Linked DNA regions of Homo sapiens: region 1 is linked to region 2. The links are chromatin contacts, found by Hi-C or POLR2A ChIA-PET in ENCODE. All regions are on one chromosome and are shown on one strand. The core of a region is the stretch at or near the end of the contact, and the rest is flanking DNA. Distances in the headings are between cores, read along the strand shown.

The links. A loop is a pair of places that touch in the nucleus more often than their neighbours do. ChIA-PET counts read pairs that join two places held with the same protein, here RNA polymerase II (POLR2A). Pooled maps may share reads with other maps.
Region 1: a map of endothelial cell of hepatic sinusoid shows a loop between it and region 2 (14-fold over the local background). The contact joins the enhancer-like site here to the promoter of AFMID in region 2. A Hi-C loop is called at or near these places in 1 of 168 maps with a recorded cell type or tissue (endothelial cell of hepatic sinusoid) and 4 of 50 pooled maps. POLR2A ChIA-PET finds 5 or more read pairs at or near these places in 4 of 52 experiments (HepG2, K562, Panc1 and 1 more).

What each region holds. Positions count from the first base shown.
Region 1 is chr17:78,335,583-78,338,977 of GRCh38, forward strand. All of the region lies in intron 1 of LOC105371912 (a long non-coding RNA gene), which reads left to right. Among named protein-coding and RNA genes, the nearest start is that of SOCS3, 23 kb to the right of the region's middle. Within about 2 kb of position 2,054, at least 8 of the 41 ENCODE cell types and tissues checked have a DNase peak (open chromatin) inside an H3K27ac peak, as active enhancers do.
Region 2 is chr17:78,185,825-78,189,464 of GRCh38, forward strand. AFMID (arylformamidase) reads left to right here and starts at 1,538. Exons shown (of 11, transcript NM_001010982.5): 1 at 1,538-1,609. The coding sequence starts at 1,547. It overlaps TK1 (thymidine kinase 1), which reads right to left and starts at 1,228. Exons shown (of 7, transcript NM_003258.5): 1 at 1,105-1,228; 2 at 963-994. The coding sequence starts at 1,170. RefSeq lists a silencer at 1,381-1,520.

The DNA of each region.
Region 1 (3,395 bases), core at 804-3,303, 150 kb after region 2:
ATGCAATGGCGTGATCTCGGCTCACTGCAGCCTCCACCTCCTGGGTTCAAGCAATTCTCCTGCCTCAGCCTCCCGAGTAGCTGGGATTACAGGCGTGCACCACCATACCCAGCTAATTTTTTCTATTTTTAGTAGAGACGGGGTTTCTCCAGGTTGCTCAGGCTGGTGTCGAACTCCTGACCTCAGGTGATCCACCCGCCTGGGCCTCCCAAAGTGCTGGGATTACAGGCATGAGCCACCATGCCTGGCCTCTTTCTCATAGAAATCTTTTGTGATTGAATTGTCTGAATTGTGGATTTTTTTTGGTCTACCTTACCATTTTCCTTTTTAGAACCTACAGCTTTCTTTTTTTGGCCAGCATTTCTTTTTGGAGAAATTTCCCCTAAAGTATAGGGTACCTATGTGATAATTTCCAGTATCTCTTCCTGAGCTATTATAAACTCACAGGGAATCATCCTGTATGAAGAGTGACCCCACAATGAAATTCCTTTCCTGGGGTTCAAACAATAGACTTAAAAAAAAATTTAAGACACAGGGTCTTAGGTCGGGCATGGTGGCTCACGCCTGTAATCCCAGCTACTAGGGAGGCTGAGGCAGGAGAACCACTTGATGGAGGTTGCAGTGAGTAGAGATGAAGCCACTGCACTCCAGCCTGGGTGACAAAGCCAGACCCCATCTGGCCAGACCGCCATCGGGAGATGGAGGTTGTAGTGAGCCGAGATCCTGCCACTGCACTCCAGCCTGGGCTACAGAGCCAGATCCCATCCCGCCCCACCCCCCCAAAAAAAGAGAGAGAAAGACAGAGAGACAGGGTCTGGCTCTGTCACCCAGGCTACAGTGGATTGACTTGATCGTAGCTCACTCACTGCAGCCTTGAAGTCCTGGGCTCAAGTGATCCTCCTGCCTCGGCCTCCTGAGTACCTGGAACTACAGGCACCAGCCGGTGTGCCCTGCTCAAGCAGTAGACTTTCCCTTGGAATAAAGACCATTATAATCCCCTCCACCAACTCTCGCAAAGCCATAGTTTGCCAGAGCCATTACTGAACTTTTTGACAAGGCAATCAGCTCAAATGCACCCAAACAGGTTCGGGATTCCTGAACTCAGCCCAGGCTTCATTGATGATACCTAACACGCCTGACTCTATAAGCGGCTGACTTTTAAAATAATAACTTTTTTTTTTTTCTTTTTGAGATGGAGTCTCACTCTGTTGCTCAGGCTGGAGCGTAATGGCATGATCTCAGGCTCACTGCAACCTCCTCCTCTTGGGTTCAAGTGATTCTCCTGCTTCAGCCTCCCAAATAGCTGGGATTACAGGCGCCCACCACTATGCACAGCTAATCTTTTGTATAAAATAATGACTTTTAAAATAATCCAATACAATAAGATCTATTAAGCACCTAGTACATAACTATGAACCAGGGATTGGGGAGAGAAAGGAGGAAGGAGATTTGATCTCACCCTCGAAGGGTTTAGAATCTCTCCACTAAGATTTTTAGGAGTTAGAGTTGGAAACTTCACAATCTAAAGTGAAGAAAGACGAACAGGGTAAAACTCAAGACAGTTTTTGTAAAAAGAAATGTAAAACTGTTTGCCTTCCTGTTTCTTCGTCAGGGATAAGTAATTTCCAGTCATCCCATCCATTAAACAAATATGTATTAAGAAAGAAAAACAGTCCAGGAGCCTACTGCGGGCACAACCGGGGTGCACAGAACCCATCTCGGGAGGCTGGCTCTGCCCCTTGAGAAAGTTCAAGATGAAGGGGATGCCAAGGCCAGAGGCAAATGTCCAGCCCTCACTAGCGGGGATCACCTCGAGTTCCACGCGAGGGGCTCAGGGTTGGGTAATCGAGAGTGGAAAGCTCTGGAAAAACCCTAATACCCCTGTTGCAACATTCTAGGAAAATGGTCTGTCTATTGAATAAGAGTGAGTCACCATGGGAAAGTTGGGGCGGTCAACACTACCCCGCACTGCTCATCCCCATTCTTTGGCTCCTAGTGATGCTCCGGTCACCCTCTGGGGGCCATGGGGAGGAGGCAGTGACGCCGTGATCCGGAATTTCAACGAGACATATGCAAATGGCCCAATGGGCTGTGAAGGAAGTTCAGAGACAGGAGGATGAGGCAGCTCAGTGTTTCTAACCCACAAAGCAGAAGTGAGAATGGGTGAGAATTCCCAGTCACCTTCCCCTTCTCCTTTCCCTTCTCACTCTACCCCAACCCTACTCCCTGTGTGGGCCCTCTGCCCCTTCCCTGTTCAGAAATGAGATCACTGGGTGGGTGCAGTGGCTCATGCCTGTAATCCCAGCACTTCAGAAGGCCGAAGCCGGAGGATCACTTAAGGCCAGGAGTTCAAGACCAGCCTGGGCAACATAGTGAGACCCCCGTCTCTGCAAAAAAATTAAAATCAGCCAGGCGTGGTAGTGCACACCTGTGGTTCTAGCTACTTGAGAGGCTGAGGTTGGGGGATCACTTGAACTCAGGAGGTTGAGACTGCAGTGAGCTATGATCACACCATTGCACTCCAGCCTGGGTGACAAAGTGAGACCCTGTCTCTTTTTTGCTTGAGATGGAGTCTTGCTCTGTCGCCCAGGCTGGAGTGCAGTGGCTCAATCTTGGCTCACTGCAACTTCCGCCTCCCGGGTTCAAGCAATTCTCCTGCCTCAGATCTCCCCAGTGGCTGGGACTACAGATGCAAGCCACCACGCCTGGCTAATTTTTGTAATTTTAGTAGAGATGGGGTTTCACCATGTTGGCCAGGCTGGTCTTGAACAGGTGATCCACCTGCCTCAGCCTCCCAAATTCCTGGGATTACAAGCATGAGCCACCATGTCCAGCTGACCCTGTCTCTTAAAAAAGAAATTGAGATCTCTGACTTTTACCCAATTACCCAAGTCTGTCAAAGTACCCATCTGTAAAAGAAACCAGCCTTGTAAGGTTCCTTTCAACTCCAGAATTGAGGAGTGGGTTTGGGGGCAGTCAGAGGGGGGTGCTGGTGAGCAGGTGACAGGAGAAGGAAGAATCTCCAGTTGAGCCCCCACTATGTGTCAGGCCAGGAACCCAGGGACCTCACCAGAGCCCTCTGTAGAGGTCAGCATCCTCGTTTTACAGATGACACAATGACAGCCTAGTCGGAGGATGATGACACCAGGATCTGACCCAGTCTTCCCAGGCTCCCCCCCCCAACTGGAAGCCCCCCAAGATTGAGCAGACATATTCTTTCAGGAAACACCACCACTCTGGTTTATTTCAGCTGCAGGTCTGATCTCCATAACAGAAGCACACCTGAAAAATACTGCCTTAGCCGCTGAATTTTGATAGAGCAATTCTATATTCCTGGTAACTTCCTCTGTAATTAATCGTCAATTGATTACTCCGTCACTTACATGTGAGTGTGA
Region 2 (3,640 bases), core at 288-2,787:
TGGCATACAGCTTTTCTAAATTAATTTCAGAAAGTCTTTGTGTGCAGCGTCAAAAGCACTTGCTTCTGGGTCCAAGAAGTCCAACTCTGAGCCACATCTTCCTGAGCAAGGGGTTTGAGCTGAAGTGATCCCCAGGGCCATAAAAGAATGTTGGGGCAGGGCATGGTGGCTAACATCTGTAATCCCAGCACTTTGGGATGCTGAAGTAGGAGGATTGCTTGAGACCAGGAGTTCAAGACCAGCTTGGGCAACATAGCAAGACCCCAGCTCTATAAAAATAAAATAAAATTAGCTGGGTGGAGGCGGGGGGGTGCACGCCTGTAGTCCCAGCTACTTGGGAGGCTGAGGTGAGAGAATTGCTTGAGCCCAGGAGTTTGAGACCAGCCTGGGCAACATAGCAAGATCCTACCTCTAGAAGAACAAAAACAAAACAAAAAGAATGGTGCGTGGGTAGTTTACTCAAGAAACTCACTAGCCCCACCCGGGTCAGGGAATGGTTCTATCACCTCAGGAGAGCAGAGGCTCCACGGCTTCAGACTCCTTGGTTTAGAAAGCGACTACGTTTCCTTGGCCTTAGAAGGAAACAGCCACATTGAATAGGGGTGTACAAAAAGGCCTGGCCTACAGGGGACACAACTGGTTGCCACCTTCTCAGAGGACTTGGTGGGGAAGACAGCTAAGCTGTAAGCAGCTGTCACCAGCTCCAGGAGGGAGTGGCGTCCACACAGGACGAGGGGCTTGGCCTGGGCAGAAGAGGGCAGAGACTTCCTCCTGGACTGAATTCAAGGGAGGAGCACCCCAGGCGGGAGCTGTAGGAGGCTGTGCTGGTCCTTCTAGGGGAAGGGAAGGGGAGGGAAGGGAAGGGGAGGGGAGGGGAGGGGAGGGAAGGGGAGGGGAGGGACGGGACAAGGGGTCCCCGGAGAAGAGGAAGGAGCTCCACCCCAGCCCCGCGAAGCCATTACCTTTTTCCTGAGAACATCGGCCCGAGAATCACCTAGGAGAGAAGGTGAGGTCATTTGAGGGCCCGCCCTGCGCGGATGCCTGGACACAGGCTATCACCACGACCACCTCATCCCCAGCCACGCGCAGGGCTGGCCCCCGCACCTGGATCTGCCCCCGGGTCTTGCTGGGGGAGCCAGGCAGCACAGTGGGCAGGTTAATGCAGCTCATTGCGCCTCCGGGAAGTTCACGAACCCGAGTACTCTCCAAGGCCGTCCCGCAGTAAGCCCCTGGTTCCCGCGCCGACCGCTTTAAACCACGGCGTGCTGGCCAATCACGAGCCGGCCCCGCCGCCATGGGGCCAATCAGCGCCCGGCCGCTGACCTGGCGGGAGATTTGGCCGCAGCCCGCCCCCTCGTGGGAGGAATCCGGGACGTGCGCCCAGGGACTGGGAGGGCCTGGAAATCAGGGCGATGGACGTGGCTGATCGGGGTGGGGCCTGGTCTGAGCCCCGCCTCGGTCCGCCCACCAAGTTTAAAGGGGCGGAGCGAGGCGGGGCTCTGGCCATATAAACAGAGGGACGCACGCCCATGCGGCTGTAGACGCCATGATGGATGTGTCTGGTGTGGGTTTCCCAAGCAAGGTTCCTTGGAAGAAGATGTCTGCAGAGGTAGGTGGATTGCAGGGAGGGACTAAGGGGCTGGGGCGGAGTTAGCTCATTTATTAGATTGGAATTCCAAGAAGGAAGCTTAGAAGCCGTCTAGAGCACTCCTGTGGGCATGCAGAGCGCCTAGTGCGTGCCAGGTCCCCAGTGCTTGAGCACCATGGTGTATTTTACCTTCTCCTAAGGATTTTTGTTAACCTGGTTTTCAGGATAAAGAAAATTGAAGTCCTGACTATGCTAATAATATCCGTAGACCCTGCCAGGCGTGGCGGCTCACACCTGTAATCCTAGCACTTTTGGCGGATCACGAGGTCAGGAGTTCGAGACCAGCCTGGCCAACATGGTGAAACCCCGTTTCTACTAAAAATACAAAAATTAGCCGGGCGTGGTGATGTACCTCTGTAATCCCAGCTACTGGGGAGGCTGAGACAGGAGAATCGCTTGAACCCAGGAGGTGGAGGTTGCAGTGAGCCGAGATCATGCCATTTGTACTCCAGCCTGGAAGGCTGGGCGATAGACCAAGACTTAGTCTCAAAAAAAAAAAAAAAAAAAAAAAAAAAAATCCATAGACCCGCAGGAGGTTAGGGGACAAAGTTCTGGACCTTGATCTGAGGTTACACAATGTTTTTGGGTCTGTGCTTATGTGGCACAGGCTGAAGGATTCAGAACAGCTGGTATTTACATTGGGGTTGTGAAGGTTAGAAACATACAGGCCGGGTGCGGTGGCTCAAAAAAAAAAAGAAAGAAAGAAAAGAAACCCATTGTATAATCATGATCATAAATAATAGCAACAAAGATGGTGGTAGTGATCACAGAGTGTGCCAGGTGTGGCTGTAAGGATCCTACAGGTAATAACCTTTCCAGGTACAGATTGGACAGATCCAAGGACCTCTGACAAAGAGCTCCTTCACTGGGAGGAAGAAGCAACCCACACTGACTGGCTTGCTTTATTTTACTCGCATGCTTTATCTCTTTTAACCTTGTGATTTGGATACATGCCTTCTTTTTTTGAGACACAGTCTCGCTCAGTCACCCAGGCTGGAGTGCAGTGGCATGATCTCGGCTCACTGCAACCTCTACCTCCCGGGTTCAAGTGATTCTCCTGCCTCAGCCTCCCGAGTGGCTGGGATTACAGGCACACTGTAGCTGGTACTACATGCCTGGCTAATTTTTTTTTTTTTTCTTTTGAGACAGAGTCTCGCTCTATCGCCCAGGCTGGAGTGCAGTGGCGCGATCTGGGCTCACTGCAACCTCTTCTTCCAGGGTTCACGCCATTCTCCGGCCTCAGCCTCCTGAGTAGCTGGGACTACATGCGCCCGCAACCATGCCCGGCTAATTTTTTTGTATTTTTAGTAGAGATGGGGTTTCACTGTGTTAGCCAGGATGGTCTCCAACTCCTGACCTCATGATCCGCCCCCCTTGGCCTCCCAAAGTGCTGGGTTTACAGGCATGAGCCACTGCGCCTGGCCAATTTTTGTATTTTTAATAGAGATGGGGTTTCGCCATGTTGGACAGACTGGTCTTGAACTCCTGGCCTCAAGTGATCCACCCGCCTCGGCCTCCCAAAGTGCTGAGATTACAGGTGTGAGCCACTGTGCCGGGCCTGGATAGATACCTTCTACCAGTCAGGAAACTGAATCTCAGAGACTAAGTAACTTGTTGAGGATAAAACAGTAAGTAAGTGAGGGAGGTCAGATGGCATTTGACCTCAGGCCTTGCCATGAGGCTGCCCTGACTTCCCATTTCTCATGATGGTTTTGAGCCCTTTCTTCAAAATCTGGTTCCTTGTTACTTTTTTTTTTTTTTTTTTTTGAGATGGAGTCTCGCTGTTGTCACCCAGGCTAGAGTGCAATGGTGGGATCTCAGCTCGCTGCAACCTCCACCTCCCGAGTTCCAGCGATTCTCCTGCCTCAGCCTCCCGAGTAGCTGAGATTACGGGCGCCCGCCACCATGCCCAGCTAATTTTTGTATTTTTAGTAGAGACGGAGTTTCACCATGTTGGCCAGGATGGTCTCGAACTCCTGACCTCAGGTGATT